Linked DNA regions of Homo sapiens: region 1 is linked to region 2. Evidence: read pairs that join two places in POLR2A ChIA-PET (ENCODE). Cell type or tissue: OCI-LY7. All regions are shown on one strand. Each heading gives the region's core, and the rest is flanking DNA. Links, peaks and the distances in the headings are about the cores only.

Evidence for each region. Peaks named below come from ENCODE experiments on the same cell type or tissue, not always from the same donor. Only the 100,000 strongest peaks of a DNase experiment are listed, where the experiment ranks them.
Region 1: POLR2A ChIA-PET joins it to region 2 with 10 read pairs; 5 of 35 experiments call an interaction of 5 or more read pairs at or near these places.

Annotation. Positions count from the first base shown.
Region 1 is chr22:40,411,078-40,422,079 of GRCh38, forward strand. MRTFA (myocardin related transcription factor A) reads right to left here. Exons shown (of 15, transcript NM_020831.6): 10 at 9,770-10,023; 11 at 9,328-9,499; 12 at 7,297-8,307; 13 at 6,264-6,416; 14 at 5,909-5,969; 15 at 1-830. The coding sequence ends at 313. Among named protein-coding and RNA genes, the nearest start is that of SGSM3, 46 kb to the left of the region's middle. RefSeq lists a silencer at 1,449-1,548 and enhancers at 3,179-3,328, 4,209-4,608, 5,314-5,813. In OCI-LY7, for the core only: a CTCF peak has its summit at 4,055; DNase peaks (open chromatin) are centred at 1,594, 3,904, 4,654, 7,734 and 5 weaker places; H3K4me3 peaks cover 4,500 bases; H3K27ac peaks cover 8,000 bases.
Region 2 is chr22:40,909,158-40,920,159 of GRCh38, forward strand. XPNPEP3 (X-prolyl aminopeptidase 3) reads left to right here. Exons shown (of 10, transcript NM_022098.4): 6 at 1-78; 7 at 5,082-5,167. LOC124905157 (small nucleolar RNA U13) reads left to right here and starts at 5,722; the gene lies at 5,722-5,825. It also overlaps the pseudogene RNU6-379P. In OCI-LY7, for the core only: no CTCF peak of the experiment used is centred there; no DNase peak of the experiment used is centred there.

The sequences.
Region 1 (11,002 bases), core at 1,200-9,199, 500 kb before region 2:
TGTAGCCAGACAGACAGTGCCCCCTGACCTCAAAAAAGGAGGTCAAGCTGAAATGGCCCTGACCCTGACCGTGTGTCCAAAACCCCAGCGTGAGAGCCAGGGCTGCTTCTTGACAGCTGCTCTCCTCTGCCCTGCGTGGCACTGAACCAGGAGTAAGGGCTTCTCTGTTCTAGCCTCCCAGGGAAGGGAAAAAGCAGGGGCTGTGATTGTCAAGACTCACAACCATGTGGAGAGGCCGAATCACGCAGGAGAGCCACGCATTGGAGTACCCTGGCTCCCAGCCCCTTCCCCACCCCGTCTTGAGCCAGAGAGCTACAAGCAGGAATCCCAGTGCAGCTGCAAATCATGGCCATCGAGGAAGTCTGTGGAGAAGAGGCTGGGGGCTGTGGTGCTGAGGGGGGCTAGGCTCAGCACGGGACCACCTGACGACAGCTCCAGCCAGTCCATGCTGTCCAGGTGGCCATCAGCCAGGTCCAGGCCCATGGTGCTGCTGGGCTCAGGAACAAAGTGCAATTCCGAGGTGTCCATGGGTGACGGGGGGTGGTCCAGGATGGCAGTGCTGCTCAGCATCTGGCTATGGAGGTCGTCAATGAGGGAAAGGGGCTCTGGCCCGTCATGCCCACTGGTCAGCAGGGGCAGCCCCGTGCTGCTCTCCAGGAAGTCCTCCAGGCGTCCAGGGAGGGAGGGTGAGCCTGGAGGAGGTGGGGCAGCCTGGGGGAGCTCAGCAGAAGGTGATGGCTGTGCTGCCAGGGGGGACCCACAGACTGTCTTCGGGGATGGCTTCTCCTTCCCTGGCAGGGATGGCGGCTCCTTGAAATCTGCTGAAATTTCTGCCAATCAATCAAGAGAGTAAATGGATATCAGAAGCCAAGCCTGTATATCTACATGCAAAAGAATGAAGGTGGACCCCCCAACGTCACACCATTTACAAAAATAAAACGGATCAAAGACTTACTTAAATGTAAGAGCTAAGACTATAAAACTCTTTAAAAATATTTGCAAATCACATATTTGATAAAGAAGTGATATCCGGAATACACAGAGAACTTCTAAAACTCAACAACAAAAAACCAAACTTGACTCAAGAATAGGTAAAAGAAAGATTTGAACAGACATTTTTCCAAAGATGATATACAAATGGCCAACAGCACATGAAAAGAGCTCAATATCACTAGTCATGAGGGAGACCACAGTGAGATACACCTCAAACCCACTGGAGTGGCTACTGTAAAATTAAATTTTTAAGAAAGTATTGGTGAGGATACAGAGAAACTGGAGCCCTTGTGCCCTGTGGTAGAAATGCAAAATGGTGCAGCTGCTATGAAAAACAGTATGGAGGTTCCTCCAACACTTACTTACTTAAAAATAGAATTACCATATGATCTAGCAATTCCACTGCTGGGCATATACCCAAAAGAATTGGAAGCAGGGTCTCAGGTATTTGTACACAGGTGTTGATAAGTGCATTCACAACAGTAGAATGTGGAAGCAACCTATGTCCATCAATGGATGAAGGAAGTGATACTATGCTTAGTGCAACAGCCTGTCACAAAAGACAATTCATGATTGCACTTAGTCAAAATCATAGAGACAGAAAGTAGAATGGCAGTTGCTACAGGCTGGCGGAAGGGCCAAATGGGAAGTTACTGTTTAATGGGGATAGTTTCAGTTTTACGAGATCAAAAGAAAGGGAGATGGATGGCAGTGATGGCTGTACACATTATGAATGTATTTAATACCACTGAACCATACACTTAAAAATGGTTAGTTACAATGGGCTGGGTGCAGTGGCTCACGTCTGTAATCCCAGCACTTTGGGAGGCCAAGTGGGGTGGATTACTTGAGGTCAGGAGTTCGAGACCAGCCAGGCTAACATGGTGAAACCCCGACCTCTACTAAAAATACAAAAATTAGCCGGGCACGGTGGTGCACGCCTGTAATCCCAGCTACTCAGGAGGCTGAGGTAGGAGAATGGCTTGAACCCGGGAGGCGGAGGTTGCAGTGAGCCAAGATTGCACCACTGCACTCCAACACTGGGAAACAGAGTGACACCCTGTCTCAAAAAAAAAAAAAAAAAAAAAAAAAAAGGTTATGATGGGTTGGGCACAGTGGCTCACACCTGTCATGCCAGCACTTGGGAGGCTGGGACAGGAGGATTGGCTTCAAGCCAGGAGTTTGAGAGCAGCCTGGGCAACAAGGCAAGACCCCATCTTTATCAAAAAACAACAACAAAAAAAGGTAAATTTTAGGTGTATTTTACCACAATTTTTTTTTTTTTTTTGAGACTTGAGTCTCACTGTTGCCCAGGCTGCAGTGCAGTGGGGCAATCTTGGCTCACTGCAACCTCCGCCTCCCGTTTTCAAGCAATTCTCCTGCCTCACCCTCCTGAGATTACAGGCACGTGCCACCATGCCTGGCTAATTTTTTCACCATGTTGGTCAGGCTGGTCTCGAACTCCTGACCTCGTGATCCGCCTGCCTTGGCCTCCCAAAGTGCTGGGACTACAGGTGCCCGCCACCATGCCCGGATAAATTTTTTGTATTTTTTAGTAAAGACGGGGTTTCACCATGTTAGCCAGGATGGTCTCGATCTCCTGACCTCGTGATTTGCCTGCCTCAGCCTCCCAAAGTGCTGGGATTACAGGCGTGAGCTACCACGCCCAGCCGATTTATCACAATTTTTAAAAAATCAAAAAAAATGTGCAAAGGACTTGGCCATTCTCCAATAGAAGATACACAAATGGTCAGGCAGCACATGAAAAGATGTTCCACGTCACTAAATGACAGAAATGCAAACTAAGATACCACTTCACACCCATTAGGATGGCTTGTATCAAAAAATTGAAAATAAGAAGTGCTGGTGAGGAGGTGAAGAAACTGGAACCCTTGTGCATTGCTAGTGTGAATGTAAAACGTTACAGCTGCAGTGGACACAGTTTAGTGATTCCTCAAAAAGTTAAACACAGAAGTTACCATATGAGGCGGGGTGCGTTGGCTCATGCGTGTAATCCTATCACTTTGGGAGGCCGAGGCGGGCAGACTGCCTGAGCTCAGGAGTTCAAAACCAGCCTGGGCAACACAGTGAAACCCCGTCTCTACTAAAAAACACACAAAAAATTGGCCGGGCGTGGCGGCGGGTGCCTGTAGTCCCGGCTACTCGAGAAGCTGAGGCAGGAGAATTGCTTGAACCCCAGAGGCAGAGGTTGCAGTGAGCCAAGATCGTGCTACTGCACTCCAATCTGGGCAACAGACTCCGTCTCCAAGGAAAAAAAAAGAAGAAATTACCATATGATCCGGCAATTCCAACCCTAGGTTTATGCCCAGAACTGAAAGCAGGGACTCAAGACAGACACTTGTACACTGACATTCACAACATCCAAAGGGTGGAAACAGCCCAGGTGTCCAGCCACAGATGAATGGATGAAGAGAATGTGGTGAATCCACACTACAGGGTATGATTCAGCCTTTAAAAAGAGTGAAATTCTGACACATGCTGCAACACAGATGGACCCTGAGGACATTATGCTGAGTGAAATAAGCCAGACACAGAAGGACAAACTGAGTCTACTTCTGTGAGGTCCCCACGACAGGCAAATCCATAGAGAAAGTGGGATGGGGACTGCCAAGGGCTGGAGTTGGGGAGAATGGGGAGTTACTGTCTAATGGGTACAGTTTCCTTATGGGGTGATGAAGTTCTGGAGCGGATAGGGGTGACAGTTGCACAACACTGTGAATGGACCTAATACCTCTGATTGTACATTTAAAAAATGATTAGAATGGCAAATTTTATTATCTCACCACAACTAAAAAAAGAATTATGCAAAAACCAGGCCTGCTCCCCAACCCTGTGGGTTCTGGCCCCCCCTGTCCTGGCAGAATGCACTCTTTGCCCTGCAGCCGCTCTCACCAGGCAAGGAGGTCGCTGCCTGCCCAGCTGCCACCACCTGCCCAGACCTCTCTCCTCAAACACCTGCTTCTGGCATCACTGCCACCTCTTGGGCCACTTTTCAGTGTCCCTTTGGCGGCAGGCAGCACCCACACCCACCATCTCCCTTTCTCTGCCATCCCTTAGAAGCTAGAGTTCAAAGCCTGTTCCCTTTTCCTTCTTGAACAATATCTCTGGGGTAGCACCTCCTTCCCTTGGAACCTCCTGAAGCTCACGCCAAGGCCTCGCTCCTGAGCGCCCAGCCCAGCCGTCCTCACAGCGGGTCCCATACCTGCCGCCTCAGTGCCACCTGCACTGGTGAGAGATGCGCCTCAGACCCCAGGGACCCAGGGATTCTCCCTAGGGCTTGAGAATTACAGACCTCACAGGAACACCAGTGACTGAGCTCTTGTCTTAAATTGAAATAAAATTCACACAACATCACATCTACTCTGGTAGAGCTGTGGTTCCAGGCTGAGCTCCCACTTTGCCTGCACCCCTCAGCCGCTCCTCCTCCTCCTGAAGCCACTGAGACACTCAAAGAGAAGTCCACGCTCACCACCCAGCATCGGCACCACAGGCCCAGACTTCTTGCCTGCTGCCGCCAGTGAGCTCCTCCCCAGGACCATCTCGGGGTCATCTGGGATCTTCTACTCCCAGCTGGGTCCCCTCACACAGACGCGCGCTATTTCCTGCCCAGCATCTGCCCTACCTCCTTCTTCCCCTCTGCAGGGGAACCTCCCAGAGAGCTCTCTACGGCCACCCCCACCCTGCTCCCAGGCCTCTCATGGACTTCCTGTTGTGCCCATGATGCCTACCTTCCGTGTCCAGGCCTCGGTCCTCAGCTCCCTTGGTCACGGCTGGATTCCAGGACACCGCACCCTGCCACTACTTGTCCTCCCGACCCCCAAGGCTGGGCTTAGCCCCAACCTCTGCTCCCCCACCTCACACCCTCGGCAGCCTCCCAGCTCCAACTGCCAATCTAGATGTGACAACACTCCAACTCCTACCTCCAGCCCAGACCTCTCTCACAAATGCCACTTGATGTCAACTGTCCCTGTGAACCCTCCATTCGGTCTCGTGACACACCCCATCAGGGACCGCGCAATGTGGTCCCACACGTGCCCCCTCCCCAGCTCACCCCATCAATGGCCACTCCACCCTGGCCCTTTAGGCCACAGCCCTTGAAGTCATCCTTGGCTGTTCCTTCCCTCTCCCCCCACTTCATCCATAAAGACACCAACCTGGCTCTCTCCAAATGGGGCTGATTCCAGCCGCTCCTCTGCCCGCCACTGCTGCCTGCTGGGCCAAAGCCCAGCTCTCCAGTCGCCCCCCAACCTGGGGCTCCCTGCTTCTGCCCTTGCACGGCTACTATCGCCTGGGTCCTGCATCAGACCAGGCCTTTTCTGCTCAAGGCTGTGCGATGGCTTCCCACACAATGGAGCCAAAGCCACCCTGCCCTGGTGCCCAGGAGGCCACGCATGATCTGGCCATGAAGGCCTTCTTCCCCTTTCCTCAACTCCACTCCAACCCGCCAGGTACTCCCGAGGCCGCACAGATGCACACAGCTGCCCCTGCTCACAGGAGACATCCTGGACCTTCCCCACCAGGCTCCCCAGACCTCTCCCTCTCCTCCATTTTTGTCCTAAGGCTCCTCTCGGATCTTCCATATGATCTGCTTATTTCTTATATTTGTTGTCCACCTCCCCAGGCTGCACTGTGAGCTCCACAAGGGCAAATGTCTCTTCTGTTCGTTGGGAGGCGAGGGCCTTGGGGCAGTGCTTCCAGCTGAAGGACGGCACCTTCCCTGGTCCTCTCGCCCAGGCCTTGGAGACGGGAGGGCTCACAGCCACCACTGCATCCACAGTGCTTGCCCAAGACTGGTCACGCACGGAAGCATTCAATAAAAACAAACCAACCCAGGGCTAGAGACACCTATGAACAGAGAAGGCCGTCAGGGAGGCAGCAGGGGACCTGGGGTTACCTCCGCTCTGAATGAGAATGTCAAACAGGTCGTCCATCTGCTGGCTTGAGGAACCATTTTCCTGTGGGACAAAGGAAAAAAAAAAAAGAGATAAAAATCTTGAATGGGGGCTCCCAGCCCGAACTACGAATGAGGCCCCTCCCTCTGCCCCAGAATAAGCAGCCAGATCCACAGGACCCATGGGCGTGCCCGGACTCCTGGAGCCCGTCCCCTAACAACCCACTCCCCAAGGCCTCTCTGACCCTGAAGCTGGGCTTCGCCTGCCCCCTATTCCTCCGGGTGGGGCTGTAGGAGCCTCAGCCCAGCAGCCTAGGGCAGCTGCCAACACTAGCCAGGCCTAGCCCGCCTTCCTCACCTGCTGTTTGGGCTGCTGGCTCATGGCTTCCTCATAGCCAGGTGGTTCCTTCTTCAGCAGAGAAGTGGGGGTCCCAAAGAGGGGCTGCAGTGGGTGCTCCAGGTCCATCTGGGCAGAGGGGGCAGGCGCTGGAGAGCCAGGCTGGGACGAGGGCTGGACAGGAGAGCAGGGAGAGGACCAGTGGCCAGGGGGCTGGGGGTGCAGACCTGCCTTGTAGGGGGCGGGGGGCGGGGATAGGGCCAGGGCCTCTCACACTCTAGGAGGGAAGATGGGAGGCACTGGCTTTTAGGGAGCTTTCATGAAAGCCACTAGGTAGGAAGGAATACAGGATGGGGGGCCCTCAACCCTGCAGGGGGTGCCTGGCCCCTTGAGGTTTGGGAGAGGTCTCTGGGCTGGGCTGGTCACCCCCTGAGATTTCTGCAGCTTCTTTCTCTGCTTGGGGCTGCTCAGGGACCCCTGTCTCCTATCCTGAGGTACCTGTTCCTGTCACTGTCTTCTCTACCCCCAAGTTCTGCAGGACCACGAGGCTACATAAAGCCTTAGGGCAGCCTCACCTGTGGCCTGGGCTGAGAGAGGGTCTGCTGAGGGAGCTTTCCGCTGCTGACACCTTGGTGGGGACAGCTAGCCTCTCTGAGGAGAGGACCCTGAGCTGGATCCTGGCCAGAGGACCCCACAGCCTCTCCCCGGGGCAGGCTACCTCTGACCTTCACTGGCCACTCCCCACAGAGCAGCACTAGGGCAGGCCCAGCCTGGGTACGGGCTGCTCAGGAGTCCTGCTGCTGAGGTGCCGAAATGTTCTAGTCTCAACAGCCAGAGAGGTGGGGAGCTCACCAATGGCTCCGCCCTACAGCTAGGGGGTCTGAGGCAGGTCCCTTAACTTTCCTAAGTCTCAGTACCCCCCTGGTGAAGGAAGATTAAATGAAGCAAACACAAAATGTCCAGCACGAGGGGTCCCCTGGCCCAAGAGGGCTGTAGCGAGACGCTCTTCCCACCCTCCTCTGGGCCCTGCCCGGTTCCTCCCATACCCAGGTACCTGCTGGGGGCTCCCACTGGACAGGCCAGGGCTGTCTGCATTCTTATTGGTCACGGTGAGGACAAGGTGGGTCCCTGTGGAGTCGGTGATGAGGGTGGGAGGTGCAACCCCCTTGATGAGGCTGGGGCCCTGAGGCCCCAGAAGCAACTGGGGGGCGGGGACCGGCTCGGGCTCAGGCTGCAAGGCTTCCTGCTTCACCACCACGGACGGGGGCCCCGGGGCCACAGCACAAGGGTCTATGTGGTTGGTGGCTGGGGCCGCCAGGCTGGGGTTGAATGGGTGAGCGGGGCCCAGGGGCTGCTGGCTCAGCTGGCAGCTGGAGAAGCTGTTCTCCTGCTTCACGGGGGTGCCGAGGGGGGCGGGGGCGGGGGCGGGCTGCTGGGCTCGCTTCTCCTGCTCCAGCTGCAGCTTGAGCCGCTCCACCAGCTGCTGCTTCTGCCGGAGCATGCGCGTCAGCGCCTCGATCTGCTTGTCTTTCTCCTGCAGCATCTGGTCCTTGTCGCGCCCCTCTAGCTCCGCCCGCCCCCCAGGGCTCAGGCAACAGGACCCGGCCCGGGGGCCCTCCTCCTTCACGAGGATCTGCAGTGGCGAGGCCTGCAGGGTCAGCTGCGTCAGAGGTGATGTCACCATCTCACCAAAGGTGTCCCCGGGGGTGGAGTTTTCATCGCCCGTGCTGAGCAGTGAGCGCTCCGAGGGGGTGGGAGACACGGGGGGCGTGGAGCCCGTGCTGCCAAACTTCACCACCCCACTGCTGGCCACCGTGGCCACCACCACCTCAGCTGGAGCCAGGCCTGCTGCCACCAGGGCTGGCCCCGTGCTCAGCCGGGCCGCTGGGAAGGCTACCACCACCTCGCCAGCCTTGTGCAGGATAGAGGTGGCGGCAGGGGCCTTGGGGGCTCCTGGCACAGGGCTGATTTGGTCTTGATAGGCTCGAAGGCGCTCAATCAGCTCAGTTTTGGTGCCCGAGACAGGCAGTGATCGCAACTTCAGCTCCTGCTTCAGCTCTGCCACCTGCAAGGCAGTCAAGAGTCAGGGAGGCCAGGGGCAGCTGGACACAGGGCACTGGGTCCAGGCAGAAGGGCAGTCTGGGCCCCATGGGCCACTGCAGATGCATCAACTACCCTAATCCTCCAGCAGCCTGGAGGGTGCAATGCCCCCCACCACCTGAGCCAACAGCATCCTCTCTTTCATTGTTCTCACTCTAGCAGGGGTCTGGTTAAAATGCTCCCCACCTATGCAGGCAACGGGGGCTGGTACATGGTGCCCACAGCTGTCCCCAGCCCCCAGCCCCCAGCATGGTGCATGGGCTCAATAAATATTCAATGGAACAGACTGTATTTTGCAAAGAGAAAACTGAGCTCATGAAAGTAGGGCCCAGCCTGGTTCAGAGAACAAGTTCTCAAGGGAGAGCTTGGTCCAATCCATCTTCTGATGGGGCAGAGAAAACACGCAAGGCACTGGGCATGACCCACTCCTCTCCAAGGCCCTAGGATGGAAGCCAAGTCTGTGGCCCTGATCACAGGCCGCTCTCTTCCCAGGCAGACACTGCACCTGAACGGCAGAGTGAGCTCTGCATTAACCGGCAAAGGGGAAAATGCGGGCAGGGTTGCTACTGGACAGTCCTGTCTACACTGACCAGGTCTGCGACTGTGGACAAGCTCCTCCTCCTGTCACTGCCTCAGCCTGACCATCCTCAAAGGGGCACCAATCCCCACTTCTCACACTGCATGCAACACGTAAGTCGAGGAAGATAAGAGACATGCGACTGCCTGGACAGATGCTGGCTGTGCTGCCAACAACAGGAACCACCACGAGGAAGCTGGTGTCATTCACCATGACCACCTCCAGGCAGCCTCAGAGCTGTGTCCAAGGTGCCCTGTCTGATGGGGACCAGAGCCTAAAGCCCTGCTCTGCTTTCCATGACGGTGGGTCCTAGGCTGGCTGCCTTCCCTGCCTAAAAACCAGCACCCAGACAGCCCCTGTGGGAAGGGCCAGGCTGGCAGTGGCTCAAGTTTTCCAGTGGCCATGTACCTTCATGTCGTCCAGGTTGGCCGGCAGGGCTCCCGGCTTGCCAGTCAGTGAGGTGCTGTTCTGACGTGCCAGCCCACAGGGCCCAGGGGCGCCCGAGCTGGAGCTGCTATTGGTAGTGGAGAGGCTGCGTACTGGGGGGGTCCCGCTGCTTCCCAGGGCCTCGCCTGCTGACCTGGGAAGAAAAGGCAGAAATTAGCCCCATCCAGCTTCGCCCGTGGCCTCTGCAGGTGGCAGCCCAAGCCTGGGCAGCAGGATTGGGTACAGATGGGCATGGGGCAAGGGCCCAGCAAAGGCTAGGGTGGCCCTGCCTGCAGACCACTCTGTAGCATCCAGACCAGCGGGTCCTTAAAGATGTGAGGTTCACCCCCACCAGACCTGGCACCTGCCTGGCTCAGGGTGGCTCGGGGAGGGCAGGGGCAGGCAGTGAGGAGCGGGTGCCTACTTTGGCGGGGCAGGCAGGATGGCCTGGTAGTTGTGGTGCTGCTGCTGCTGCTGGTTGAGGATCTGCAGCTGGAGGAAGAGCTGCTGCTGCTGCAGGATCTTGGCGTAGGATGAGTCCATGGGGGGTGCCCCCCTGTCCTGCTTCTGGTCCGGGGGGATGTACTGGTGGTACTTGAGCTTCTTCACCTTTGGCTTCAGCTCCTTGGCCTTCTTGCTGCGCTGTGACTTCTCACTGGCAGACTTGGGTTGGCTTTGCTGAGGGCACAGGAGACAGGGTGCCATTCAGGGGCAGCCTCAGGCTTCTCGGGGTGGGGCTGGCAACTCTCCCCACACCTGTGTGGCTTCTGAGAAGACATCCCCATCCACACTTTGCCCATTTCCACTCTTCCCTGTGGGACCGTACACCCCGTGAAAAGCAGAAATGTGCCCAGAAATGTGCCAGGAAAGGGGCTGGAGTGACAAAGAGGGCTATGCCTGACCCCCGACTTAAAAGCTTCTAGCTCAAGCAAAGACATCACCATGACCCCAAGCAGGGTGAACACAAGGAGGTAAAACCCAGCTGACTGATGGAGCTCGGGCTGCGCCAGACCAGGCACCTTCCAAAGACGGGGCCACACAAGCCTCTCCAGAATGCTGCTTGCTCTTCTCTTGCTCTTTTTGGGGCTGGGGGGAATTCTGCCAGGTAGGAACTGTCGTGTCTACTTGAAAATGGTGAACGGGCTCAAAGAAGTCACTTGCCCAAAGTCACAATGTGATCTTGTTCTTGTTCTAACACAGGACTCCAAAAGCTCCTATTCATGCCCCCAAAGACCTCCAGCTGGCACAGCCACTGGGCCAGGAGAGTCAGAAGACCCAAACTGACCAATAAGGGCCAGTAGGTGATATATGGGAGGTCTGTTCTTGGAGCAAGGAAGGGCGCAGTTGGACGAGGTGAGTTAGCAAGGGAGTGCCAGAGAGAGACCACGGAGAGCCGAGAAGTTTTGAGCAGAGAATGGCAGACAAAAGCGTACAAGGCTGGATGTAGGAACAGGTGGTGTCTAGACCTTGTGGCAATGAGGACTGAAAGGAAGGTTTGGGCAGGTGACCCACTAGTGGAAGAACAGACAAAGTGAACATGTGGCAGGTGAGAAGTGATCACAGAAGAGGTTCTGGTTTTGCTGGGAGCATGGGAAGGATGGAGAAAGGGCAGGGCTGCCGGGGCTGTGGGGCCAGGATTGCCCCAGAAGAAGGGAAC
Region 2 (11,002 bases), core at 1,545-9,544:
TTAGCCTATCCACCTGTGGTGGCTGGTGGTAATCGGTCAAACACTTTGCACTATGTGAAAAATAATCAACTCATCAAGGTACGTGAGATGCCCTCAGTGCTACTCCCACTAGGTCCAGATAGCCTAGTAGAAAACCTGCTAACCTCATGTCCTCTCACCTTCAGCTTTCACAAATTAGCTGACATTTTAAAAGTATTTTATTGCTTATAAAATGGTTTTACAGACATTATCTCATTTTGTCCTTAAATTAACTCTGTTAGGAGGAATTATTAACATGCCTCTTTAATAGATGAGGAAAACGAATTTCAAAAAATAAAACAACATAGGCCAGGCATGGTAGCTCAGGCCTGTAATCCTAGCACTTTGAGAGGCCAAGGCGGGTGAATCGCTTGAGGTCAGGGGTTCGAGACCAGCCTGGCCAACATGGTGAAACCATGTCTCTACTAAAAATACAAAAATTAGCCAGGCGTGGTGGCACGTGCTTGTAATCCCAGCTACTCTGGAGGCTGAGGCAGGAGAATTGCTTGAGCCCGGGAGGCATAAGTTGTAGTGAGCCGAGATCACACAACCGCACTCCAGTGCTCCAGCCTGGGCTATGGAGCAAGACTCTGTCTCTAAATAAATAAATAAATAAATAAATATTTAAATATTTAAATATTTAAAAACCTAAAACAACATATTAGTGCAGAGCCAAGTATTCTACTCTAAAGCCTCTGCTCATTTCATTATAACTCTACTTCTCTGAGGACTTGCGGCAACAACAGTGAGCCAAGCAGATTTCCTGGGCAGAAAGATTTTAAGAAATTGCTGTTAGCTGTGAGGGAACATATCTTCTATGATTTTCTTCCCATGTGACTATACAAGGAAGGAATTGTGTATTCCTTTATTAAGTCCATTTCTTTACTGATTTAGTATTCAGTAAATCCAAAAGAAAAAAATATAGCAAACATGTAAATTATACAGCATAATTAAAAAAAAAAACAAAAATAAAAACGAATACCCATGAACCAAGCAGTCGATTTTAGAGCTAGAACAGTAGCAATACAACACACCTACCCTTATGCTGTCCCATCCCACTTCCTCCCTCCCAAAGGTAACTGGTAACCTGAATTTTGTCTTTCCCTTGACTTTTAAGAAATAGTTGTATTACATATATGTGACTCCCCAAACAGTATTAATTAGCTACTGCTTGTTTATAAACTCTATACAAATTGTATGCTCTGTATGTAGTTTGGAGGGATTTTTTTTAACTCCTAAATATCATAGGCTGGGTGAGGTGGCTCAAATCTGTAATCCCAGCACTTGGGGAGGTCAAGGTGGGCAGATCCCTTGAATGCAGGAGTTCAAGACTGGCCTGGGCAACATAGCAAAACCCTATCTCTACAAAAAAATACAAAAATGAACCAGGCGTGATGGTACATGCCTCTAGTCCATTACTTGGGAGGCTAAGGTGGGAAGGATCATCTGAGCCTGGGGAGTTCAAGGTTGCAGTGAGCTGTGATCACACCACTGCATTGCAGCCTGGGCAACAGAGCAAGACCCTGTCTTTAAAAAAAATAAAATATAGGCCAGGCACAGTGGCTCACACCTGTAATCCCAGCACTTTGGGAGGCCGAGGTGGGTGAATCATGAGGTCAGGAGTTCGAGACCATCCTGGTCAACATGGTGAAACCCCGTCTCTACTAAAAATACAAAAAAAAATTAGCTGGGTGTGGTGGCGTGTGCCTGTAATCCCAGCTACTCAGGAGGCTGAGGCAGGAAAATCACTTGAACCAGGGAGTCGGAGGTTGCAATGAGCCGAGATCGCGCCACTGTACTCCAGCCTGGTGACAGAGCGAGACTCCGTCTCAAAAAATAAATAACAAATAAAAATATATATGATAATATAAACCTTTCCTGACTATTTGTATCTGTTTATACTTCACTAGCAGTGTGCAATTCTGTCAGCCACATCCTCTCCATCCCCTGGTATTATCAGACCTCTTAATTTCTGCATTCTACTTGGTACAACATAGCATCTCTTTGTGCTCTTAATTTTTATTACCTTAATTACCAATGAAATTGAGCATCATTTCTTATCTTTAGCACTATTCATTTCAACTTAATAATACTTAGTTTAGGATATTCAGATCTGTGTTCACGAGTGAGTTTGGTCTATATAATTTCTTTCTTATGCTGTCTTTTTCTGGTTTTCATATCAAGGTCAAACTAAGCTCAGAAAAATTAATAGTCTCATTCTTAGTATTATGGAATGACTTGAATTAATGTTTCTTGAAAATTTGGTAAACACGTGTAGAACTCTTTGGGCCTGATATTTTCCTTCGTGCACTTTTAAACTCCTCATTCAGTATCTCTCCTATATTGAGGCATTTTCTTTCTTCTTGCTTTTTTTTTTTTTTCAGATGGAGTTTCACTCTTGTCACCCAAACTGGAGTGCAGTAGTACAGTCTCGGCTCACTGCAACCTCCCTCTACCTCCCAGGTTCAAGCGATTCTCCTTCCTCAGCCTCCTGAGTAGGTGGGATTACAGGCGCCCACCATGCCTGGCTATTTTTGTATTTTTAGTAGAAACGAGGTTTCACCATGTTGGCCAGGCTGGTCTCAAACTCCTGGCCTCAAGTGATCTGCCCGCCTTGGCCTCCCAAAGCGCTGGGATTACAGGCATGAGCCACCATGCCCGTCCTATTGTAATTCCTATAGTATAGAGCAGCAGTTAGTGTGGTTCATGAAGTTAAATATATTGTCATAAGAACACAGACATTCTCTTACTAGTGTACACTGGAGTATCCCAGAAGTTTTATGATGATAACACAAAAGACTGAATGCACAGGCAGTGTGAGATTCCAGCTGTCTTCTGTGACACTAGACAAAAGAATTTAGAAAATGCAAACAGTGCCAATTTTCTATTTATATTTAGAAAAATAGTTTTTTTCATAAAAATGTTATTTATGTTAACATGTAATGGGTTTATTTTTAAATGAATTTAATAAATATTATAAAATTTTCTCAGTTTTAATTTCTTAGTGTGATAAATATTCATAGATAGACATTTATGATTTTTCCAGATTCTCACTTTGATCATTCTTGTGCATTTTTCCTGGTATACAAGTTGCCAAGTTTGTCTAAGGGACACCTAATAATGGAATTGCTGGGTCATAGGATATACATATCTGCAACTGTGATAGTACCAAAGATTTCCAAAGAGATTATGTCAATTTATACTTCTACTCTTCCTAAGACAGTTTCATAAGTTATATGTTTCTACCATTTTGTCCATTTTGTCTAAATTACTCACAGTATTGTCTTACATTTTAAGCTACTTTTTATTTATAGTTATGTACCCTTTTATATTCTTGATATATTTTTGCCTTTTCTCCTTACTGTAGTAAATCTCATTAGATGGTTTCTTTAAAAAGTAAACATACAGGGCCAGGCATCCCAGTGTCTCATGCCTGTAATCCCAGCACTTTGGGAGGCTGAGGCAGGTGGATCACTTGAAGCCAGGGAGTTCAAGACCATCCTGGCCAACATGGTGAAACCCCATCTCTACTAAAAATACAAAAATTAGCTGGGCGTTGTAGCGTGCGCCTGTAGTCCCAGCTACTCAGGAGGCTGAGGCGGGAGAATCGCTGGAACCCAGGAGGCAGAGATTGCAGTGAGCCAAGGTTGCGCCACTGCACTCCAGCTCTGGGCAATAGAGCAAGACTCCATCTCAAAAAAAAAGTCAACATGTCATAAAATACATTTTATCCAGGATTTAGTTGTTTACTAACAGAAATTTATTCCATCTTTTGCCAAAAATGAAAAATCACATCCATCATTTTAAGTTGCCATTACTGTATGTTATCATTTACCCATTATTCTACTGTTTGTCAAATTTTGTACTTACTTAGATATGAATAACATATACTCTGTCTTCAAGGGCATAGAGAGATAATTTCAGCATAACATGACAATTAGAAAGTTAGAGATATACTTAAAGTTTTCTTCTTTCCCCACATGTATTATGATGGAGAGCAAAAGGGGAAGTGGGGCCTGGCGCGGTGGCTCATGCCTGTAATTCCAGCACTTTGGGAGGCCGAGGCAGGCGGATTATGAGATCAAGAGATCGAGACCATCCTGGCCAACATAGTTAGCCAGGTGTGGTGGCGGGCACCTGTAATCCCAGCTACTTGAGAGGCTGAGGCAGGAGAATCACTTGAACCTAGGAGGTGGAGGTTGCAGTGAGCTGAGATCACACCACTGCACTCCAGCCTGGGCAACAGAGCAAGACTCTGTCTCAAAAAAAAAAAAAAAAAGAGGGAAGTGATATTCCAAGGTTAAGTGTTTAAGGGTGGCTGTGTTTGAATAAGGCCCGGCATACCACTGGCATGCCAACGTATATAGGATTGTTTTTTTCTCTTGTTTCATAAAGCAAAGGCATATGGGTTTTTTTTTCTTAAAAAAAAATGATAATAGTGATATTTATGATGTGCTAATGTTTACACCTAGTAATTCAGTCCCAAGGAGTCTGGTTCCAAAGCCTATACACTGAAACACCACGCATTGCCAACTTTCTTGTGGCAGGGTGAATTCATCTGAAAAGATTTGTTTTGTTTTCACATGCCCCCTGTTTCAAACATCTGAAAAGTTTAGATGCTGTGTAGATAAATAGAAGAAACCAGCAATTAGTGTCCTTTAAATTAGAGCTTTAAAAAAATAAAAAGGACCAAGTGCAGTGGCTCACGCCTGTAATCCCCGCACTTTGGGAGGCCGAGGCAGGCAGATCACCTGAGGTTGGGAGTTTGAGACATCCTGACCAACATGGAGAAACCCCGTCCCTACTAAAAATACAAAATTAGCCAGGTGTGGTGGCAATCACCTGTAATCCCAGCTACTCGGAGGCTGAGGCAGGAGAATCGCTTGAACGCGGGAAGCGGAGGTTGTGGTGAGCTGAGATCACACCATTGCACTCCAACCTGGGCAACAAGAGTGAAACTCCGTCTCAGAAAAAAAAAAAAAAAAGAAAGGCATACTTTGGATTACTAGAAACAACTTATAATCATGAGCTTATCCACTTTAACCTGTCTTACTTTGTTCCAGGATGGGGAAATGGTGCTTCTGGATGGAGGTTGTGAGTCTTCCTGCTATGTGAGTGACATCACACGTACGTGGCCAGTCAATGGCAGGTAGGGCTTCTACAGAGTAACGTATCCCACTGCTTCTTAGGAGTATGAGTTGGAATATGGCTATATTTGGAATGAATGACTAAAGAAATACTATAGGTCCATTCCTGGTCAAGTTAGGTTGCAAAGCTCCTTATTATTTTCTAAGACTGTTTTGTTCATCATATCACTGGATGAGGCACATAGAAACACCTAGGTAACTAACAAAGATTTTTTTTTTTTTTTTTTTTTTTTTTTTTTTGGTAAGAGACGGGGTCTCGCTGTGTCATCCAGGCTGGGGTGCAGTGGCTATTCACAGGCCAAATCATAGCTCACTGCAGCCTCGAACTCTGTCCTGAAGTGATCCTCTCTTCTCAGACCTCTTAAGTAGCTGGGACTATAGGCACATTGCCACCATGCCTGACTCACAGACATTTTTTAAAAAATAAAGTTGATTTTTTAAAATACAGAAGTAATATTCAGGTTATGGTAGAAAGCTTGATTGGATTAATCCTCCATAGATAATAATTATAAAATCTGGACAAAATATTAAAAATAACTATTTAAAGGCACTAGAGATCCCTTTGTAGCTCATGAGTGTGATGATTGGGTGTTCACGTGCAGGTATGAGATGTGCTACCCTCAAACCTTCTTACAAGGTCAGCACATTACCCATCTGACATGAAAAAAATCAAAATAAAAGGCACCAGAGAGCTTTCAAAAATAGGCAGAAATTGTACAAGTCCATTCTTTTTTTTTTTTTTTTTTTGAGACGGAGTCTCGCTCTGGCACCCAGGCTGGAGTGCAGTGGCATGATCTCGGCTCACTGCTAGCTCCACCTCCCAGGTTCACATCATTCTCCTGCTTCAGCCTCCCGAGTAGCGGGACTACAGGCACCCACCACCACGCCTGGCTAATTTTTTGTATTTTTCGTAGAGATGGGATTTCACCGTGTTAGCCAAGTACAAGTCCATTCTTAAAAAACTATAATGGGCCAGGCCTGGTGGCTCATACCTGTAATCCCAGGACTTTGGGAGCCCAAGGCAGGCAGAGCACCTGAGGTCAGGAGTTCAGGACCAGCCTGACCAAAATGGTGAAACCCTGTCTCTACTAAAAATACAAAAATTAGCCTGGGAATGGTACTCGGGAGGCTAAGGCAGGAGAATCGCTTGAACCCAGGGGACGGAAGTTGCAGTGAGCTAAGATTGGACTCTGCACTCCAGCCTGGGTGACAGAGTGAGACTCTATCTGAAAAAAAAAAAAAAGAAAAACTATAATGGATAAAAATGGTGATAAGGGCTTTTTGCCTGAGGACATTGCCCAATGCACATAGCTTGGGCGGCAGAAAGCCACAGCCTTATTGATTTAAGATATCAAATGATAGATTTAGGTGCTGACAGAATAGCCAGAAAGATGAAGGAAAATCCTTGACGAGAAGGGCTTGTGGAAACTCTGAGCCCCAAAATCTGCATACAGAATATTTAAAAATCCTTGGCTGATTACTGAACTATGTGTTCTGAGGAGGCCTCATGAGGCTCAGCAAAATACGAGCAGCTAGAAGCAGAATAAACTGAGCAGAGATTTTAGTTGCTTCCCAGTGAGAACAGAGTTTGTAGTTTGAAGCTATCCAAGTTAACAAAATTTCTAGACATGAGAAGAAACTGGTAATTGTGACCTGTAATCAAGAAAATCTGATAATGAAATAATCCTGGCCAGGTGCAGTGGCTCATGCCTGTAATTCTAGCACTTTGGGGGGCCGAGGTGGGCAGATTACTTGAAGTCAGGAGTTCAAGACCAGCCTGGCCAAAATGTGAAACCCTGTCTCTACTAAAAATACAAAAATTAGCTGAGTGTGGTGGCGGGCACCTGTAATCCCAGCTACTCGGGAGGCTGAGGCAGGAATATCGCTTGAACCGGGAAAGGGGAGGTTGCAGTGAGCCGAGATTGTACCACTGCACTCCAGCTTGGGCGACAGAGTGAGACTCCATCTCAAACAAAGGAAAAAAAAAAAGAAAGAAATGATCCTAATGTTCCAATTAGCAGAAAGACTCTAAAGTAGCTGTTATAGATAAGTTAAAGGAAGATGTAGACATAATGAGCAAACAGATGGAGAATCTCAATGAGAAATAGAAACAAAAAAGAACCAGAGATTGTGGGAAGATGGCAGCAGCAGGATAGTTTTTCAAACTTTCCAAATTGTCAAATAAACATAGAGCAACTAGCTAACAAAACCAAACACTAGGTAGTATTTGTTACCTCAAAATAATTACCTCCTAATTCACAAACATTCAGTCTGTAACTGCCCAAAATCTAGACTGATAAACTCTGTATGTCAAGCAGCCTGGATTCTTTAACAAATAAATTACAAGGAAATGAAAAGAGGTGGAGGAGGAGCCTACTAACTAAAAGAGATTTTAGTTATATCAAATATATTACAAATGAACACAAAGAAAATTATCTTGGGGTGAATATTTGGGTGATAAAAATATCTTTAAAACACAAAGGACAGCCAGGCGAGGTGCCTCATGTAATCCCAGCACACTGGGAGGAAAGACAGGAGGATCACTTGAGCTCAGGAGTTCAAGACCAACATGGGCAGCATAGTGAAACCTGGTCTTTACAAAAAAATTAGCCAGGCGTGGTGGCACATGCCTGTAGTCCCAGCTACTCAAGAGGCTGAGGTGGGAGAATTGCTTGAGCCCAGGAGACAGAGGTTGCAGTGAGCCAAGATTGCACCATTGCAATCCAGCCTGGGTGACAGAGCCAGACCCTGTCGCAAAAAAAAAGAAAAAGAAAAAAACCCCACAATGACCAAGCATAGTGGCATGCACCTATAGTCTCAGCTACTCAGGAGGCTGAGGCAGGAGGATCACTTGAGTCCAAGAGTTCTAAGCTGCAGTCCACTATGTTGATCAGGTGTCTGCAACCAGTTAGAGGTTTTTGCACATTACCTAAGGAGGGCTGAACTGGCCCAGGTCAGAAACAGAGCAGGTCACAACTCTCATACTGATCAGTAATGGGAACAAGCTTGTGAATAGCCAGTACACACCAGCCTGGGCAACAGAGCAAGACCCCATCTGTAAAAAAAGGAAACAATTTAATTAAAATTTTTAAAAAACACAAGGAATAGGGAGTGACTGCTAACAGATACAAGATTTGGGAGGAGATGGTAATGAAAATTTTCTAGAATTAGTAGTGGTGATGATTGTACAACATTGTGAATATACTTAAAACCACTGAATTGTACACTTTTTTAAGTGAAGGAATTTTATGATAAGTGAATTATATATCAATAAAAATGATAAATTCGGTCAGGCATTATGGTTCATCCTGTAATCCCAGCACTTTGGGAGGCCAAGGCGAGCAGATGACTTGAGCCCAGGAGTTCCAGACCAGCCTGGGCAACATGGCAAAACCCAATCTCTACAAAAAAACATTAAAAGTGCTTCCTTCAGCAGCACATATACTAAAATTGGAACAATACAGAAATTAGCATGGCCCCTGTGCAAGGATGACATGCAAATTTGTGAAGCATTCCATATATAATCATGAAAGAAAAAAATAGCTGGATATGGTGTCACAGGCCTGTAGTCCCAGCTACTAGAGAGACTAAAGTGGGAGGATCACCTGAGCCCAGGAAGTTGAGGCTGCAGTGAGCTGTGACTGCACTACTACACTCCAGCCTAGGCAGCAGAGTGAGACTCTGTCTAAAAAAAAAAAAAAAAAAAATCTGTAAATAACAGTACACACAAATAAAAAAAATCACAATTAACTGACTATAAACTGATATGGCTAGCATGGTGGCTCACACTGGTAATCCCAGTGTTTTGGGAGGCTGACGCAGGAGGATCAGTTGAGGCCAGGAGTTCAAAACCAGTCTGGGCAACACAGCAAGACCTCTATATCTACAAAAAATACAAAAAATTGGCCAACTATGGTGGCGCACACCTGTAATCCCAGCTACTTAGGATGCTGAGGTGGCAAAATCACTTGACCCCTGAAATTTTTGGTTACGGTGAACTATGATCACATCACTGTGCTCTAGCCTAGGTAACAGAGCAAGGCCCTGTCTCCAAAATAAAAAAGTTAGGCCAGGTGCAGTGGCTCACGCCTGTAATCCCAGCACTTTGGGAGGCCAAGGCAGGTGGATCACCTGAGGTCAGGAGTTTGAGACCAGCCTAGCCAACATGGTGAAACCCTGTCTCTACTAAAAACACACACACACACACAGAAATCAGCTGGGCATGGTGGTGGGTGCCTGCAGTCCCAGCTACTCAGGTGGCTGAGGTAGGAGAATCACTTGAACCCGGGAGGTGGAGGTCGCAGTGAGCCGAGATCACACCACTGTACTCCAGCCTGGGCAACAGAACGAGACTCCATCTCAAAAAAAAAAGTTAGGACGAGGGATATTTGTTGGTAAGATTGTCATTATTCTGGGACCTATAGAAGGGTATTCTGGGATAGTCTGCCAAGTTTTGGTGGGTTTTTTTTTTGTTGTTGTTGTTGTTTTATCTGACTGGTATTCACCTTATAATAATTTTTTTTTCTTTTTTTTTTTTTGAGACACAGTCTTGCTCTGTCGCCCAGGCTGGAGTGCAGTGGCGCAATCTTGGCTCACTGCAACCTCCGGCTCCCAGGTTCAAGCAGTTCTCCTGCCTCAGCCTCCCAAGTAGCTGGGACTACAGGCAGATGCCACCCCGCCTGGCTAATTTTTGTATTTTTAATACAGCCACTGAATAATTTCTTAAGGTTTATGTTTGATTGATTTGTTTGGCTTTTTATATCTGTGTTTTGTTTTACAATTAAAAATTTTTTAAATTTTTAAATGACAATTTTAAAGCTGAAAAGTACATTAACTGAAACAGGAAATTCACCAGGTAGACTTAACTGTAGATTGGAGACAGCAGAAGTTTGCAAACTTGAAGATAAATAGAAATTATCCAGCTGGAAGAATAGAAGTACATTGTAAAAAGGCCAGGTGCAGTGGCTCACACCTGTAATCCCAGCACTTTGGGAGGCCAAGGCGAGTGGATCACTTGAGGTCATGAGTTCGAGACCAGTCTAACCAACATGGTGAAACCCCGTCCATACTAAAATAACAAAAATTAGCTGGGTGTGGTGGCAGGTGCCTGTAATCTCAGCTACTTGGTTGGCTGAGGCAGAGAGCGATCCTCACATCTCAACCTCCCAAGTAGCTGGGATTATAGGCACGTGCCACCATGCCTGGCTAATATTTTGTTTTTTTGTAGAGACACGGTTTCGCTATGTTGCCCAGGCTGGTCTGCAACTCCTGGGCTCAAACGATTCTCTTGCCTTGGCCTGCCAAAACACTGGAATTACAGGCATGAGCCACTATGCCCAGCCAAATTCTAGGTATTTAAGAGAAATGAAAACATTTCTCAACAAAAAGGGTTGCACAAGGACATTCATAACAGCATTTATTCACAATAGTATAACAACCAAAATGTCCATCAACAGGAGAATGAATATGCAAATTGTGGTCTGTTCATACAATGGAATACCACTCAGTAATAAAAAAGAACATTTTAATTACTGATCGAATGTTTTTTGTTACTGATTGAAGCACCACCATGGATGTACTGCATAGACAACCTTCTACCCTCACTGAGCATAGATTATGTTCAGTGAAGGAAGCCAGACACAAAAGAGTATATATTATATGATTCCATTTATATGATGTTCTAGATTTGGCAAACTAAGGTCAAAATAATCACAATAGCATTTGCCTCGGAAAGTAGGGATATTGATTAGAAATGGACATGTGGGCCAGGCGTGGTGACTCATGCCTGTAATCCTAGGACTTTGGGAGGCCAAGGTAGGTGGATCACCTGAGGTCAG